2 separate regions of the Homo sapiens genome follow, and region 2 is linked to region 1. A link is a loop called in an ENCODE intact Hi-C map of the cell type or tissue named here. Cell type or tissue: heart right ventricle. All regions are shown on one strand.

Evidence for each region. A loop is a pair of places that touch in the nucleus more often than their neighbours do. Peaks named below come from ENCODE experiments on the same cell type or tissue, not always from the same donor. Only the 100,000 strongest peaks of a DNase experiment are listed, where the experiment ranks them.
Region 2: a loop joins it to region 1, with 4 times the contacts of the local background. A loop is called at or near these places in 22 of 110 quality-filtered maps.

What each region holds. Positions count from the first base shown.
Region 1 is chr12:102,766,042-102,774,041 of GRCh38, reverse strand. No RefSeq gene overlaps it. Among named protein-coding and RNA genes, the nearest start is that of LINC00485, 54 kb to the left of the region's middle. In heart right ventricle, a CTCF peak has its summit at 4,288 (motif pointing right); a DNase peak (open chromatin) is centred at 4,291.
Region 2 is chr12:101,921,535-101,929,534 of GRCh38, reverse strand. DRAM1 (DNA damage regulated autophagy modulator 1) reads right to left here. Exons shown (of 7, transcript NM_018370.3): 7 at 5,923-8,000. Among named protein-coding and RNA genes, the nearest start is that of DRAM1-AS1, 39 kb to the left of the region's middle. RefSeq lists an enhancer at 4,992-6,191. In heart right ventricle, no CTCF peak of the experiment used is centred here; a DNase peak (open chromatin) is centred at 3,984; H3K27ac peaks cover 5,818 bases.

The DNA.
Region 1 (8,000 bases):
GTTTTCCATTCTGAGCTGACCATCTTACAATAGAAATGGATTGGACTTTGATGTCAGACAGACCTGAGTTTGAATCTTATCTTCTCCACCTACCAACCAGGTTACTTAGCTTGGTGTTATGACCTTAAAAATCTTCAGGATCTCCAATATCTTCCTCCAATATCTTCAGGATAGTAATCTTTATTATTATGAACTTATTGCAGTTAAAATGCTCAGTATAGGTCAAGTGTTTGGTCCAATAAATGGATAAGTTGGAACTCAATAATCCTTATTATAACTTCCAGAGTAGAGTGATGTTTAAAGAATTCTTTAGTAATCTTACAAAAATCAAGTGTTCATATGGGTGGTACATCAGTATGTAAGAAGTAATTACCAGAGTATTATATAGGCCATGTTAAATGACAAAAGCCTCTAGAGGATTAATAATAAACATGGATTTGATTATAGTAACTAGTGCCTAAAGCAAGATGATTGATGGACCAATATTAATCTGGAAGCAAGTTTCTAGGACCACATGCCTGTCAGTGATTTACATGAAAATACAAAATGCATGTTTATCAAATATATATATATAATTAGAGGATTGGAGAGAAAATGAATAATTTAGGTAACAGAATCAGAATCAACAAGCATCTTCGCAGGTTATAAATTGATAGGCCAAGATGAAATGCAGTGAGGATTGATGAAAGCTCTTATACTTGTTTCCAAAAGAAGGAACAAGATGGGGAAGGATGATATGCTGGTGCAGGTAACAAAGACTTAAAGATGTTGAGGACCAGTGAACTCTTTAGAAATACATAGTCTGACTTCCAAGGCTAATGGAAACACAGATTAATAAAATCATAGCATATATAATGAGAGTACTGTATTTGAGACTGGCCCCCAAACCTAAATAGGCATACAGACAAATTGGAGGCAAATAACCAAGGTAGTAAATTAATTTCACTCTATATTATATAATTGAAAGTACTAAGAATGTTTGTCCAACTGGAAACTCGATGAAGATTGGCTGTTATTTTCAACTAGTATATACAGAGAAGGGATATGCATGGTGTTTCCCAAATGGGATGGCCATACTACCATTGATACATTAATGATAATATAATTAATAATACATTAATATAAATAATGTATAACACAAACAATATATATAATTAATAATACATTAATAATATTAATATGTGTTAGAAAACCATAAAGCTAACACATCAACCTATGATTTCACAGATTTTATTGCTTAGTTGTAGATTAAAATAGGTAAAGTTATAATGAGTTGAATAAAAATATTGAGTGTATAAGTGTGTAGTAGAGCAAGTACCATAGGAGTAGTCTGGAAACACTATTCCTGGGGATGGCAAATCACATTTCCTAGTGACTCCCAGGAAGAAAATTAGAAACAATGAGGAGAAGCCACTTGAAGCAGGTTTCAGCTCAACATGCAGTGAACTTTCCAATAAGCTCACTCTAAAGATAAAATGGGCTATCTTAAGCATGAAGAAATTCTCCAACTAGGAGTATCCAAGCATAGGCTAGAGGGCATTTGGGGAAGGGAGCATTAGAGAAGATTCATCATCAAGAAAACGGTTCAAATAGGTGACTGTTAGACCTTCTTTGGTCCTGTTACCTTGTAACTGAGTTCTGTATCAAGATTCAATCCGCTCAGCGACAACACATCTTTTGGTGTTAAGGAAATCTGTTGTTTGTTTCACTTTATTTGGAAAATGTTGGGAGGAAATCAAAACTGTTTTATCAGAGATGCCCTTGGTTTCTATTAGGCTGGGGTTGGTAATGATTGCCTTCAGGGCATTAATTTCAGTTAATGGCCATGACACGCATCTCCAGCTGTGACACATTAGGTGGAACTCATCACCTCATCCATCCCCATTTAGTTTAATCTGGAAAAGAAGACCATGTTCCTCAATAATAAAATAGGGTCTGGGGAAAAGAATGAAACTACCCCTTAAAGGAGAAGGAAAATGTGAGTGTGTTCTCAGGCCACTGATTCCGTTATTATTTGTGCTTATAATTTTGAAGCCCTGGGAAAGTTACTTAATATCCCTGAACTTCATTTATGCTCATCTGTAAAATGAGAATATTGATACTGAACACCATGGTTGCTAGGAGGACAATGATAAAAAAGTACACAATGTCATAATTACCATGTAACAAGAGTTGACTAATTCATAGGTATTCCCATTCACCCCCCTTCATTTCATCATGATTATTATTTATGTAGAAAATGAAATTTAGTAATAATGTTTCTAATTAATTCTTCCACTCATTCATTCATTAAGCAGACATTTCTGAAGGTGCCTATGAAACCAGGCACTGTGCCAGGTAAGCACAGTGAGATTCTCTATTTCAGAGACTGGAGGCTATGCTTGACAGCAGTAGTGTTGGTGGGTTGTTAAGTTATAATAATACTCTACATTTACCCAGCCTTTCATATCAGAAAATGCACACATATAAAGTAATCTCACTGAAATCTCCACAATTCTGAGATGTAGCAAACTCCAGGAGGGCAGGGACTTTGTCTGTCTTATTATTATATTCCCTTTCCTTAGCACAGAGTCTGGCACATAATGGAAACCTTATATTATTTCAATGAATGAAGAAAAATTGACGAATCAATGAAATCTGAAAAGATAGTTACTGGTAGCATCATTTTACAGGGAGAGGAATAAAGTGTCATTGGCATTGATATTTATCAGCAATCACAGCAATCACTGAGTATTGCAGTAATTTCACAAACTAAACCATTTGTGGTGGAGATAGCATCTTACCCTTCAATTTTATTGTACAGGAACAGTAGAATAAGAAAAAAAGTAATACAACATAAATGTAATACATAATAGCAAGAATGATAATAACAACACAAATAAAAGCTAACATCCATAGAGTGCTTAACCTGAGGCAGGCTGTGTTCTGATAACTTGATGTGATCATGGTGAGAATGCTGTTGGATATGTTCTACAAGGCAATGTGCCCGCAACTTACTGTATCTTCATCTGCTGAAGCCTTCCTTAGAACTGAGCCTTCGTTGTCTTCTCTTCATTCCTCTTCCAGTGGTAGAAATTGTGAGCTCCTCTGGGGGGTAGGATCTTTGTCTATTTCAGATCTGTATTTCCCAGCACTGTATCATGCATATGGTAAGTGTTCAATGTGCTTTTAATGAATACACGAAAGGGTGATCTAACTGAAGGAAAGGAAATGCTCAGTGGGCCCCCGAGTCATGAGAAGATTTGAAGAAGAGGACCCTTGAACTAAGCCTCAGATATAATTGAACTTTGAAAGAAGCGGGGTCCAGGGGACTGAGGATGATGCATTAGGAGAGCAGTACGAAGGCTCTCTGTCCTGCCTGAAGATCGGGATGGGGTTGAAGTGGGGAAGAACTGGGTTGCCTCTCAGCCTCTTGAGGGATCTTCCAGTCCTTGGCACTGTTGATTAGATATTTGGTTTCAGTCACCGCTCCATTCTTTTTCCATTTTGTGCCTTGATCAGCTCTATTGGTTTACTTTAGAGTTTGATCTTTGCAAGCAGAGTGGAGCCATCGAAGCCTATGGGACAGGACTTGTTTCATCAAATGGGAAGCCGGAGGTAAGAACTTCATTTGTACTTTTTCTAGTAGCATTGCCCAAAGTACGTTCCATGAGAAGTTGTGTTAGGGGATGACATGGGGCTTGTAGAGGTAAAAAAAAAAAAAAAAAAAAAAAGTTCAGGGGTCAAATGTTTGTGGGAAGTGGATTTTTCATCACTGCATAACTTCCCAACAGCTTTCCTAAACACTGAAGCTGTAACAGGGGCTTGCAGAAGACTGTAATGATGTGTAGAGGATTCCAAACTTAGTTAACCGTGGGGCACTTTAAGAGTGGGGTGGGGGAAGGGGGGAGGGAAAGCATTAGGAGATATACCTAATGTAAATGACGAGTTAATGGGTGCAGCACACCAACATGGCACATGTATACATATGTAACAAACCTGCACGTTGTGCACATGTACCCTAGAACTTAAAGTATAAAAAAAAAAAAAAAAAAAAAAAAGAGCGCGTGCGGACGGAATCTCGTGGGATTAGTATTTCACAGAACATTATATTCTTTCTTTTGGAAGCGCTCCCTTAGATCTTTCTATTAAAGAAGTACTTTACCTTAGAGCACTTGGATATATATTAATTCATGGGCTTCCTGCAGATACAAGGATGTTTCTCTCCCTCTACCTTCTCCAGTCTTCACCATCTGCCTTTGTCATGAACAGGCTTCAATTCCCACGTCCGCCCTTTGTGCACACTAGAGGGTGGTGTTGAGCCTGTTTAGAATTTCCCGCACTTGGGACTGAGAAAAAGTATGATGAAGTTGCTCTTCCTTTTTACATAAATCAGGGAGGAATAAGTACCCCGCAGCTGTTGCTCTTACTGTGAAAACCATTGCGGGGGCAGGAGTTTGTTCAAAATTCCTAAATAACAGAAGGTCTTGAAAACCACAGACCAATGCTCCTAAGAAGTTTCTCTGTCTGTCCTTCCATGCCTGGGAGAATCAAGTCCTCATCTGGGCTCTCTAGGGGTTCGTGAGTGCACAACACTGAAAAAATAAAATACAACAAAAGTGTGTCCCTGTTTCATTGTATCTGGAATACTACTATGGTTGGAATGGAGCTGAAATATTTGACAAACTTATGTCACAGAGACACTTCTGAATAAACTCAGTCTTTCTTTAGCTATACCCAATTCTAACCTTCCTGCCTTCTACTCAGTCTTCAAGACACAGTTCAAATTTCTACTCACCTAAAAATTCAAAAGCTAAGAGAATCACCATCTCTGAACTCTTATGCTCAGCCTCGGATTACTAAAGTCTTAGAATAATCTTTAAAAGTTTTCATTTATGTTCCTTTTTTCTATCAACTCTATTGTAAGGGCTTCCAGAATAAGGGCTACATGTTACACTTGCCCATGTTGCCCAGCAAAGGATTAGAAACTTGGCAGAAGGAAACAGGTATCTACCGATTTCCTACCATGCAGCAGGCACTGTGTTGGGTACTTTCACGCCTCTGCTCAATTAAGCCTGAATTTGGCTGGCTGTAAAGCCTGTCGTCTTTTCACAAGATTGTAACCATTCAACGAGTACATTTAAAATGGCAGAATATGTTGGACAACCTCATGTCCTGGTTTGCCAAGGTCAGTCTTGGTTTATATCTGTTGTCCTGGCATAATTATTAATAGTATCTCGTGTCACTCTCAAAAGTGTTGCAGCTTGGTCTATAAGTTATATGACAACCAATCTCTGGAGCCAGACAGTTTGGGTTGGGACCTTGTTTCTACCATTCACTAAACTCTGTGATATTAAGCCAGTTACTTAACTTCTCCAGGCTTTGGTTTCCTCATGTAGACCAGGCTTTGGTTTCCTCATGTAGAGATTGAGGATGATACCTTCCTTAGTAAGGTCTGATGACGATTACACAGTAAAGTGTTTGGACAAATGGCTGGCACACTGTAAGCACTCAAACATGGCAGCTATTGTTAAAATGAGTTCTTGATCATGTGAGCAACACCAGGAAGGCACAAAGTATTGCAGTACGAAGTGACTCAGGAATGAGAGAGAAGCTAAAACCTGAGTGATGGTTTTCTTTTTTTTTTTCTTTTTTCCTTTTCCTTTTTTTTTTTTTTTTTTTTTTGAGATGGAGTTTCACTCATGTTGCCCAGGCTGGAGTGCAGTGGCGCGATCTTGGCTCACTCCACATCCTGGGTTCAAGTGATTCTCCTGCCTCAGGCTCCTGAGTAGCTGGGATTACAGGCATCTGCCACCACACCTGGCTAATTTTTGTACTTTTAGTAGAGACGGGGTTTCGCCATGTTTGGCCAGGCTGGTCTCAAACTCCTGACCTCAGGTGATCCACACCGGTCTCGGCCTCCCAAAGTGCTGAGGTTACAGGCATGAGCCACCGCACCCAGCCCTGAGTGCTGGTTTTAAGGAGAAAGCAAACATCATAGGTAACAAGTAGTGAGTAATGGGTCTACAGCCATGGTTCTCAACGTGCCAACACTGGACCAGCAGCTTCAGCAGCTGGGAGTCTGTAAGAAGCGCAGATTCTCAAGTCCTAACTCAGACATTGTGAATCGCAAACTTTGCGGGTAGGACCCAACAAGCTGTGTTTTAACTAAGCCCTCCAAGTGACTGTGATGCACACTAAGCTTTGAGAACCTTAGTGATTCTTAGAACAAGGGGAGCTGTGGGGTTTTCCTGGAAAGCAGAGGGATCAGCTGGGAAGCTCCAACCAGCAACAGAACAACCTGTTTAACCAGGGGGCTTCAGGATCGCCGTATGCCAGCACTCTCGTGTGGAAAGCAACCTTAGGGAGCCTTAGTCTGGAGATTGCAAATGTGGACTCAACAGCTAAAATATGCCCCACATGTGTAATTTTATTTGGCCCGTTAAAAAGAAATTAGCCAGAGAATAAAAAAAAAAAAATTGGGAAATGTTACATAGAAATTCTGATTTCTAGCTTCCCTAAAAATTTCAGAAGATTTGGCATCTCTGGGCCCCATTCCCATCTGGCCACAATTGACTGCACTGGAGGAGCAGCTGCCTGCTTGAAGCTTGCAGCTTCCAGTTCCCCTAATTCCCATCAGGCCAGCGTCATTCCTGTCTAGATGTCACCTGTCCTGTCCTTGTTCCTACTTGTGACTTCAATGCTGCCCCCTGCTTTAAGATGAGAAAGGCCTGGAGAGTTTAAGTGATTTGTGTAAGGTGTGTGGCCCAGGCTTTTGACATTACCCTGTGTGTTGCGGGAGGGGAGTCTCTGATCTTCTGAGCCAGGTCTTGAAGGAGAAAGAATCTGGGAAGCCAGAAGGCTGGTCTTGCTGAGGTTCTTAAACTTTACTATATTTCGCAATCCTGGGTCAAGGATTAAAACTGCATATTTTCAAAATTGCCCCCACCTCCAGTCCCCAGTCTGGTTTAGGGGTTGGAGAACCGAGCCCAGGAATCTGCATGTTAAAAAAAATCCCTTTTTTCCCTTTCTCTACCCCAACTCCATGACTCTGAAGCAGATGGTCCAGAAAACACACTTTGGGAAACACTGGGCTATTTGGAATACATTCCAGGGGGAATCTGTACTCAGATGAGTGGAGAGTGGGCCAAGCAGAGCATGAAACCCTGTCTCAGGCTATGCCCAGAGAAGGGAGCCAAAGGCACTGGGGGAAGATGGGCAAAAGACTTAAGTGTGGTAGGACCAGATTAAGTTGGGGTATAACAGCCTGAGAAAGTTCTAACACATAAATGTAAATGTCCCTGAGCCAGACCATGTAGTCTTTGATAGGAAGGACAGGAGTGATGGTGGCAGAAAAACAATTAGGGAAGAGATTTCATGGCAAGGCAGGAGGCAAAGAGTTATTAGGACTGAAGGTGAGACCAGAAATTCTAGTTTTGTGCCTCTTGGAAAGAAGACAGAGATTACATAAGTACCCATCAGAACACACTAAGACCAGCCTTAAGTATAAAGACCATCCATCCCAAATGAAGGGAGGGCCCTGACCTGGATCCTCCTAGCATCCACCCTCCTCTGACATCCCATCTCCTTTCCTCACTGCTCTTCATCCACTCTTTTCCACTCACTTACAGTTGTGGGCATTTTTCTTCCTCCCTCCCTTCTCTATCTCTTTGTCTTTCTGTGTCTTTTACTCTTTCTCTCTCTGTGTCTTTTTCCTCTCCTGACCCCCTCCCAATATCTAACTCACAAACCACACAAATAGTCACAGCATCAAAAAATATTAAGGAGAAAAACATCCATCACCAGGCAAAGAGAATCCAGGGGATGAAATCAAATCCCTGAAAAACGTTTCTAAAGTAATAAGTCCTTGTCAGATTCCAACCAGCCTGGGTCTCCAAATCGAGAGGCAGAGGTATTTTTCTTCTGTTCCAAAGGCATGAGCAACGTCCCACAGAGCTCTTCCGTTCCCACTGTGCCTTTTCCTCTGACTATTGCTGTCAAATATGCTTTATCATGTCATT
Region 2 (8,000 bases), 840 kb after region 1:
CTCATACAAGAACTGATCCCCATTCCCACCAAAGACCAGGTGTATCATACAAACCCTCTCTTACTGTTTCTACTCCTGATTCCTATCACCTGCTCCCACCCCCACAATTCTTAGATGCCCAGACTTCAACCAGGACCTGCCGTTTTGAAGTGGCAATCCAAACATTTCACCCATTTTTCTAAACTTGCCAGCTTAAGGGTTTCATTTCTCAAGGCCTTATATTATATAACCCTAGAAAAGCTGACAAATTAATTCATACTCCTAAGGCAGTGACTGGGAATCACACTGTCAGCATGGCAAAGGTTAACCGTAGGAGTCACAGTCCTGGGTTTGGTTCTAGCCCCATCATTTGGTATCTGGTGACAACCTCGCTACATCTTAATTTCCTCATGAATAAAATAGGGTTAACTATGAGGAAACGCCCTCCTTACAGTGTCTGTGATATAGGAAATAATCAGTATTAACAGAACATAAGTGATCATGTAAGCAGATGAAGAAATATCCTTAGTTTTTAGGTGAAAGTCCCTGAATACCTGGTACTGAAAAAATTATGATGCCTCCCCATAGGTAATTCCAAATAATATTTTCTTTTTCCAAATGACATAAAGGATACATTTAGGCAAACATAAAGCTGATTATTTCCAAGTCAATTTTTAAGTTTCTCAAAGGTAAAGTTTCTTTCCTCTCTCTCTCTCTCTCTCTCTCTGACTACTGAATTGCTGGTGTCCCCCACTCATTGAGTCATTCTGCAGTAACCACCAAGCTACAAGGTCAGGGAGGATCAAAAGGTCTGTGGGTTGCCCCTGGTGTTCTGTCCTGGATCACTTTGCCAGAGAGGAGAGAATATTGTGCTTGATTGTTGATGTCTGTAAAAATACAATCGTCTCCAGCTGGGCATGGTCGCTCACGCCTGTAATCCTAGCACTTTGGGAGGCCGAAGTGGGCGGACCATGAGGTCAAGAGATCAAGACCATCCTAGCCAACATGATGAAACCCCGTCTCTACTAAAAATATAAAGCTTAGCTGGGCGTGGTGGCACACGCCTGTCGTCCCAGCTACTCGGGAGGCTCAGGCAGGAGAATCACTTGAACCCGAGAGGCGAAGTTGCAGTGAGCCAAGCTCGCACCACTGCACTTTAGCCTGGTGACAGAGCGAGACTCCATCTCAAAATTTAAAACAAACAAACAAAACAACAACAACAACAACAAAAATACATCCTCTCAAAAGATAGGGAAGAAGTGTAAGACAAGTAACAGGACTTCAGCGAGATACCAAAAAGGAAGTGAGTACAAACTGGAAGAGGCATTGACAAAACTTTTGCAACTAATTGCAAAAGTTTGCAAGATCATAATGAAAAACCCAAGTGAACTGGAGACACTCTTGCCCATAAAAAGAAGACATGTCCGGGTTGGGGTAGGAGGCAGAAGATAGGTGAGTTCTGCTGTCAGCAGAAAGAGGAGCACACAGCCTTGCATTCCCTGCAGTAGGTGGTTACATAAAAGAGGGAACAGAAGAGGTGTGTGTAGAAGACCCGTGACCAAGTTGGCAGGCCTCTGTCCCACACCATCTACTGCAAAATCCACATTTGCACCTGATCTACAGTCATGGATGACTGAGTCACCAAGGAAACATGAACTTATATTCAGCATCCTCAGGTTAGAAGAAAATGTGTGTAATCACAAAGATTCCTGGCTTGTCCGAGTGCAGTGGTGTTTACAACTAATTGATCGCAACCAGTTACAGATTTATTTATTTTAGTTTAGTTTTCTTTGAGACAAAGTCTCGTTCTATAGCCTAGATTGGAGTGCAGTGGCACGATCTCTGCTCACTGCAACCTCTGCCTCCCCAGGCTCAAGCGATACCCCCCTCTTGCCTCCTGAGTAGCTGAGACCACAGCTTGCACCACCATTCTTGGCTAATTTTTTAAATTTTTTTGTAGAGATGGGGTCTTGCTATGTTACTTAGGCTGGTCTTGAACTCCTAGACTCAAATGATCTACCCGCCTCAGCCTCCCAAAATGTTGGGATCACACGCGTGAGCCACCATGCCCAGCCCAGTTACAGATTTTTTTCTTCCTTCTCCACTCTCACTGCTGCACTTGACCAGCCTTTAAAAAAAAAAAAAAAGAAAGAAACAAAAAAGAAAAAGAGGTTCCTAACAAAAATATTCAAGTAAAAAAGTTCTAAAGGCAAGATAACATTTGCAAAATAACAGATGAAGTTTCCAACATCCCACTCACTGGAATTTGTCCTAGAGATTTCCTTGCACATGTGTGATATGATGTATGTACAAGGTCATCTACTTGTAATTGCAAAAATTTGGAAACCACATAATTGCTCATCAGATAGGGAACTTGCTAAATAAATGATGGCACAGCCATACAATGGAATACTGTAAGGTATAAAACAAAGCAAATTAACCTTAAAAATGAGGGAGATCTCTATGTATTGATAAAGGAAACATCTCCAAGATACATTGCTATGTCAAAAAAGTAAGGCTCAAAACTGTTCTTACAGTATACTAATTTGGGGTGAAAATGAAAAGGAAAACGTTAAAATATTTGTTTTGGCTTGTATTTTCATAAAAATCTGATAAAAAGTGGATACCTAGGCTGAGCACAGTGGCTCACACCTGTAATCTCAGCACTTTGGGAGGCCAAGGCAGGCGGATCACTTGAGGTCAGGAGTTGACCAACATGGTGAAACCCTGTCTCAACTAAAATACAAAAGTTAGCTGGGTGTGGTGGTGGGCACCTGTAATACCAGCTACTTGGGAAGCTGAGGCAGGGAGAACTGCTTGAACCCAGGAGGCATAGGTTGCAGTGAGCTGAGATCATGCTACTCCACTTCAGCCTGGGCGACAGAGCAAGGCTCTGTCGTTAAAAAAAAAAAAAAAAAAAAAAAAGTGGATATCTGCAAGGAGAGAGTGAATTGAGTAAATGCAGGTAGGGAAAAGCAAAAAGGCTTTTCACAGTATACCTTTTCATATTGTTTTGAGTTTTGAATTGTGAAAATATTACTCAAATTTTTTGAAATAAATGGTTCAGGGGGTGAGGGTTGTGAGTGGGGGCAGCTGAATCCACTTATATAAAAATGATCTTTCCTGTGAAGGCAAGTCTGTACTGAAAAAAAAATGCAAAAGAAAAAAATGAAATAAAAATGACTCTAGATGATAGTTGTTTACTGTATTTTCATATTAGGGGAACTCTTGTGTATCCATTATCAGTCAGGACTCTTACAGGTAAAATCATCTGAAGTCTAACTCCAGTTTATTGAAGTTAGAGACTTTATCAGCTCATGTAACTGAGTCGTCCAGAGGTGGAACTGGCCTTGAGGATGGTGGGGCACAGAGCAGTGCTCCTTGCTGAGGAACTACCTAAACCACAGGCTTTCCAGGCACCCCACGCCACCCCGTCTTAAACCACAAGGCAGATTGTTGACATCTTCCTCAGCATTTTCCAAGCATGGACTCTGGAGGTCACTGCCACCTCCAACATGGGTCTGGAAAACTGCTACCCTTCATTTTAGAAGATGAATCTGGGGCCGGGCGCAGTGGCTCACGCCTGTAATCCCAGCACTTTGGGGAGCCAAGATGGGTGCATCACCTGGGGTCAGGAGTTTGAGACCAGCCTGGCCAACATGGTGAAACCCTGTCTCTACTACAAATACAAAAATTAGCTGGGCGTGGTGGCATGCGCCTGTAATTCCAGCTACTTGGGAGGCTGAGGCAGGAGAATCGCTTGAACCCGGGAGGCAGAGGTTGCTGTGAGCCGAGATCACGCCATTGCACTCCAGCCTGGGCGACAAGAGCGAGACTCTGTCTAAAAAAAAAAAAAAAAAAAAAAAAAAAAATGAAGATGAATCTGCTGGGAGTGACCAAGGAGAGTCAGAGGCTTCTCCTCCAGGGCTTGAGGCTGTGGTTGCTCTCTTGTGCAACAGACATGATGCAGATGCATGACATTCTGGACTGGAGAATGTGGGGCATTCAGAGCCAGACCAAGAGTATGTGTGTGGGGAGACGGCTGGGCTTACTGGCTTGCCAGAATCAGGCAGTGGGAGAGAATGGGATACCACTTATCTTCCTCCCACTCCCCTTTCCTCATTCCAGGCTCAAACACCAGACTAGTGTGTCTCCAACTGAGTAAAAATGGGAACATGGGACAATGCCACATGTAAGGAATGTTAGGAAACCCAAACACAGCACAACACTGATGCACTTAATTTGGTTTATAAAATGCAATTTCTGTGGAATCCTCAGTGTTAATGTTAAAAAAGAAAAAAAAAAAGACCCACTTGATTAGAAATCAGGAAAACTGATTCTAAATAAGAGACACTAAATAAGAAAACAAGAACTTTTTAAAAATATAAACATAACTTTGGAGTTAACACAAGGTTTTTGTATTATCTAAATGGCTTATTTACTTTCAAATTCGAAAAGGTTATTAGCAAGTATATTTTGGTTTACTGTGAAGCGAGTTAGGTTGCCTTTTGGGCGGGGAGGGTATGAAGGGAAAGGGGGTTTTAATTCTACAGTGGAATCTGCTGCTTTTTGTCTGTTAGAGACCCATTTCCACCCTTTTCTTCTGAGAAACAACCTTCAGCCACCATCAGCCCACTAGTTTCGGCGGTGTTGACCCCTCCCTGCTCCAGAGGTGAACATGTGACTCACGTCTGACCAATCAGAGCCTCAGACCTCCCAATGGCATGTGATCCAAGCCAGCCAATGGGAGACAATTCATGGGCTTGTGGTTGGAACTGTTGAGAAGTCCTTTCTTTCCACCTCTTTTTGTGGATAGGTTGTGGGTCTGGGGGTTCTAGATGCCCTGTCACTTCTATCAGGGGAAAGCCTGCCTGAGAATGAAGCCAGCTGAGAGGAGGAAAGAGAAGTTGGAGTCCTAATGGCACTTTTAGATCCAGCCCCCATAAAGCCAGTTCCACTCCTAAATGTCTCAGTTACTTGAGGCAATATAGATTCCCTTTTCCCCTTCTTGTTGGATTTCTGATTCCCTTTTCTCCTTCTTGTTGGATTTCTGATTCCCTTTTCTCCTTCTTGTTGGATTTCTGATCTCTTCATCTCTGAATCTTGAGTGACATAAACTTCTGATGCTAACGTTTGAGAATCTACGAAGATGAACCAATCGTGCCCACGTGGAAAACTACATGAATTAAGAAAGCATAAGGTTTAAATCGTAATCATACCTTTATAAAGTCCAAATGGATCTGGAATCATCTCCCAGATAAATCTACTTCATAGTAGTAGCCAAGTGATATTTTCTAATTTAACAGCAAAACAAATTACTGGGCCAGGCGCAGTGGCTCACGCCTGTAGTCCCAGCACTTTGGGAGGTCGAGGCAGGCAGATCATGAGGTCAGGAGATTGAGACCATCCTGGCTAACACAGTGAAACCCCATCTCTACTAAAATACAAAAAATTAGCTGGGCGTGGTGGTGGGCGCCTGTAGTCCCAGCTACTCGGGAGGCTGAGGCAGGAGAATCCCTTGAACCCAGGAGGCAGAGGTTGCAGTGAGCCGAGATCGCGCCACTGCACTCCAGCCTGGGCAACAGAAAGAGACTCCATCTCAAAAACAGAAAAACAAATTTTAAAATAAATATTTCATTTCATTTAACTATTTCAGCCATAAGGTACAAGGAAATGCAAGTTCATGGATATTAGAAATAATACCAAAATCCGAATAAGACCGGGTTTAGAGGTCGCATGGAATCTGCTGAATATGGTTGTCTGGAGTGATTTTTTTGGCCTTCTCAGTTTGCCAAGACAGGTAGGTGTACCATTTGGTCTAGCCCGTGTAACAATTTTCTGTGGTAACTGTCCAGGTTGAAGATTGTTGTCATAGAATGGTGATGCCGAAACAACTGAAATGTTTACAGTACACAAAGAAAAACAGTCAACATTACCAGGCGATACAGACTATTTGTTTATTATGAAACTAACTGGTAAAGCAGAGTAAATCCCATTCTATATTATAGCACTACAAACATCCTTAGTCATTCCTTCATTTGTTCATTCATTCATTCATGCATTCAGTGAGTATTTCTTAAGCTCCTACAGTGTACCAGGAGGCACTCTGTTCATTGTGGCATTACAAAGATAAAGATTAAGGCACGTACTCTGCCCTCAAGGAGCTCCCAATCTAATTGTGCAGAGAGATGTGAAAATGAAGCATGAAACTCCATCGTGAGGAGCGCCGAGAACAAAAGTCTGCTCGAAGTGAGGCAGAAGTATGGATTCATTCCACCACAGGTCCCATGGGAAAGGTATGTGGCATTTCTCCTCCTCTTCAGAATAATGAATGCTTGACATAGCTTTCATCACTGTCTTTCAGTTCCAGTGTTACAAGGGGGATCCCCAGCACTACAGTGAGTCGCAGTGAACCCAGAAATGATTAGCATTCTCTTTATTCATTTATTTATTTATTTATTTTTGAGACAGGGTCTCACTCTGTTGCCCAGACTGGAGTGCATTGGCATGGCTCACTGCAGCCTCCACCTCCTGGGCTCAGGTGATTCTCCCACCTCAGCCTCCCAAGTAACTAGGACTACAGGCACACCACCGCACTTGGCTAATTTTTGTATTTTTGTTGTAGAGATGGGATTTTGCCATGTTTCCCAGTCTGGTCTCGAAGTCCCAGGCTCAAGCAATCCTCCTGCCTAGGCCTCCCAAAGTGCTGGGAATACAGGTGTGAGCCACCACAGCCAGCCAGCATTCTTAATGTTTTCTTACAAAGGTGTATCTCTGTCAAACTCTTCCATTCACTTAAAGAAAACCATTTATGATGCGTCTTAAAGAAAGCATGCTTACATTTGCCTTTTATTGCCAGATTTCTCTACTTGGCTTTATTAAAGGGCCCAAATGGCAGCGGTAGGGGTGTCGGACATGTTCTAATAACATATGCTAAACACATAGAGGGGAGGCAGCTTGTCATTGCAGAGGTACCTGCCACTGAGCCTCACCCCTTTACTCACCCAACAAATAGTTAATGAGGAGCTACCCCGAACTCCCTACACCCCCATGCCCTCCGAAGCTGTCTACATGGGCTGCTCTGCCCTTGGCATGTGCCCTTGAGGGCTGATCTCACTTGGCCACACATGGGTTTATGCTCTAGGATTTGAAAGAGAGAATTCCTGCTCTTCACCTTTCAAGCCTAAGCCTTAACATTTCAAGGGCTGCTTCTTCCTCTGGAATAACTTGCTTTTTATTGGTCATTCATGATTTGGGTGAAAAGATGGAGTCTGTAGTTCTTGCTTAACACAAAGGGCTTGACTTATATTTCTTATAGTGTTGTGGGACATCCAGCCACAGGCATGAAGAGAAGGAGCAAATAAACAGTACCCTGAACCCAGAAGTTCTTCTTGGCTGCCCCCTTCTCCATTCTTCTTGTCTCGCTCTTGGGCCTTTCTTCTCTTTGCCACATTTACTGGCATGAAATGAATTTGAGATGTGAGCTTCAGTTCTGAGTCAGACTATATATCAAGTTGTGCCAGCAACAATAAAGGATGGTTTTCACCTGACTTGTTGAAACCATTCCACCTGGCATTACACCCACTACGAATGGGCAATTAGCAGCAAGAGCAAAAGGTGCGACCTCATGAGCAGGGAGAAACAAGGTGGCAGAATTTCAAAACCAAGGTCTTCCGTATTCACTTAGAGTTACTGTACATGGTGGTATAAAGGCCTCTCAGTAGAAGCACTTTGTTTAGTTCGGCTAAAAATCAGAGTATCTTAGTGTTAATGTATCAACTAAATCTTTATGATTTGGGTATATGATCTTTATAAATTGAATTTTATAAGTGCTCTCCTGATAAAAAAAATTATACAGTTCATTCACTAAGAATAAAATTTACAAATGAATATCCCCTGATTTCACTTTGTAATAAATGTACTGAACCTGAATTACTCATTTAGTGTATTTCCATAAATCTCACACAAATAAAACAAAAACGACAGAATCTGTACAAAAATAAGAGCTCTCCATTTTTTGT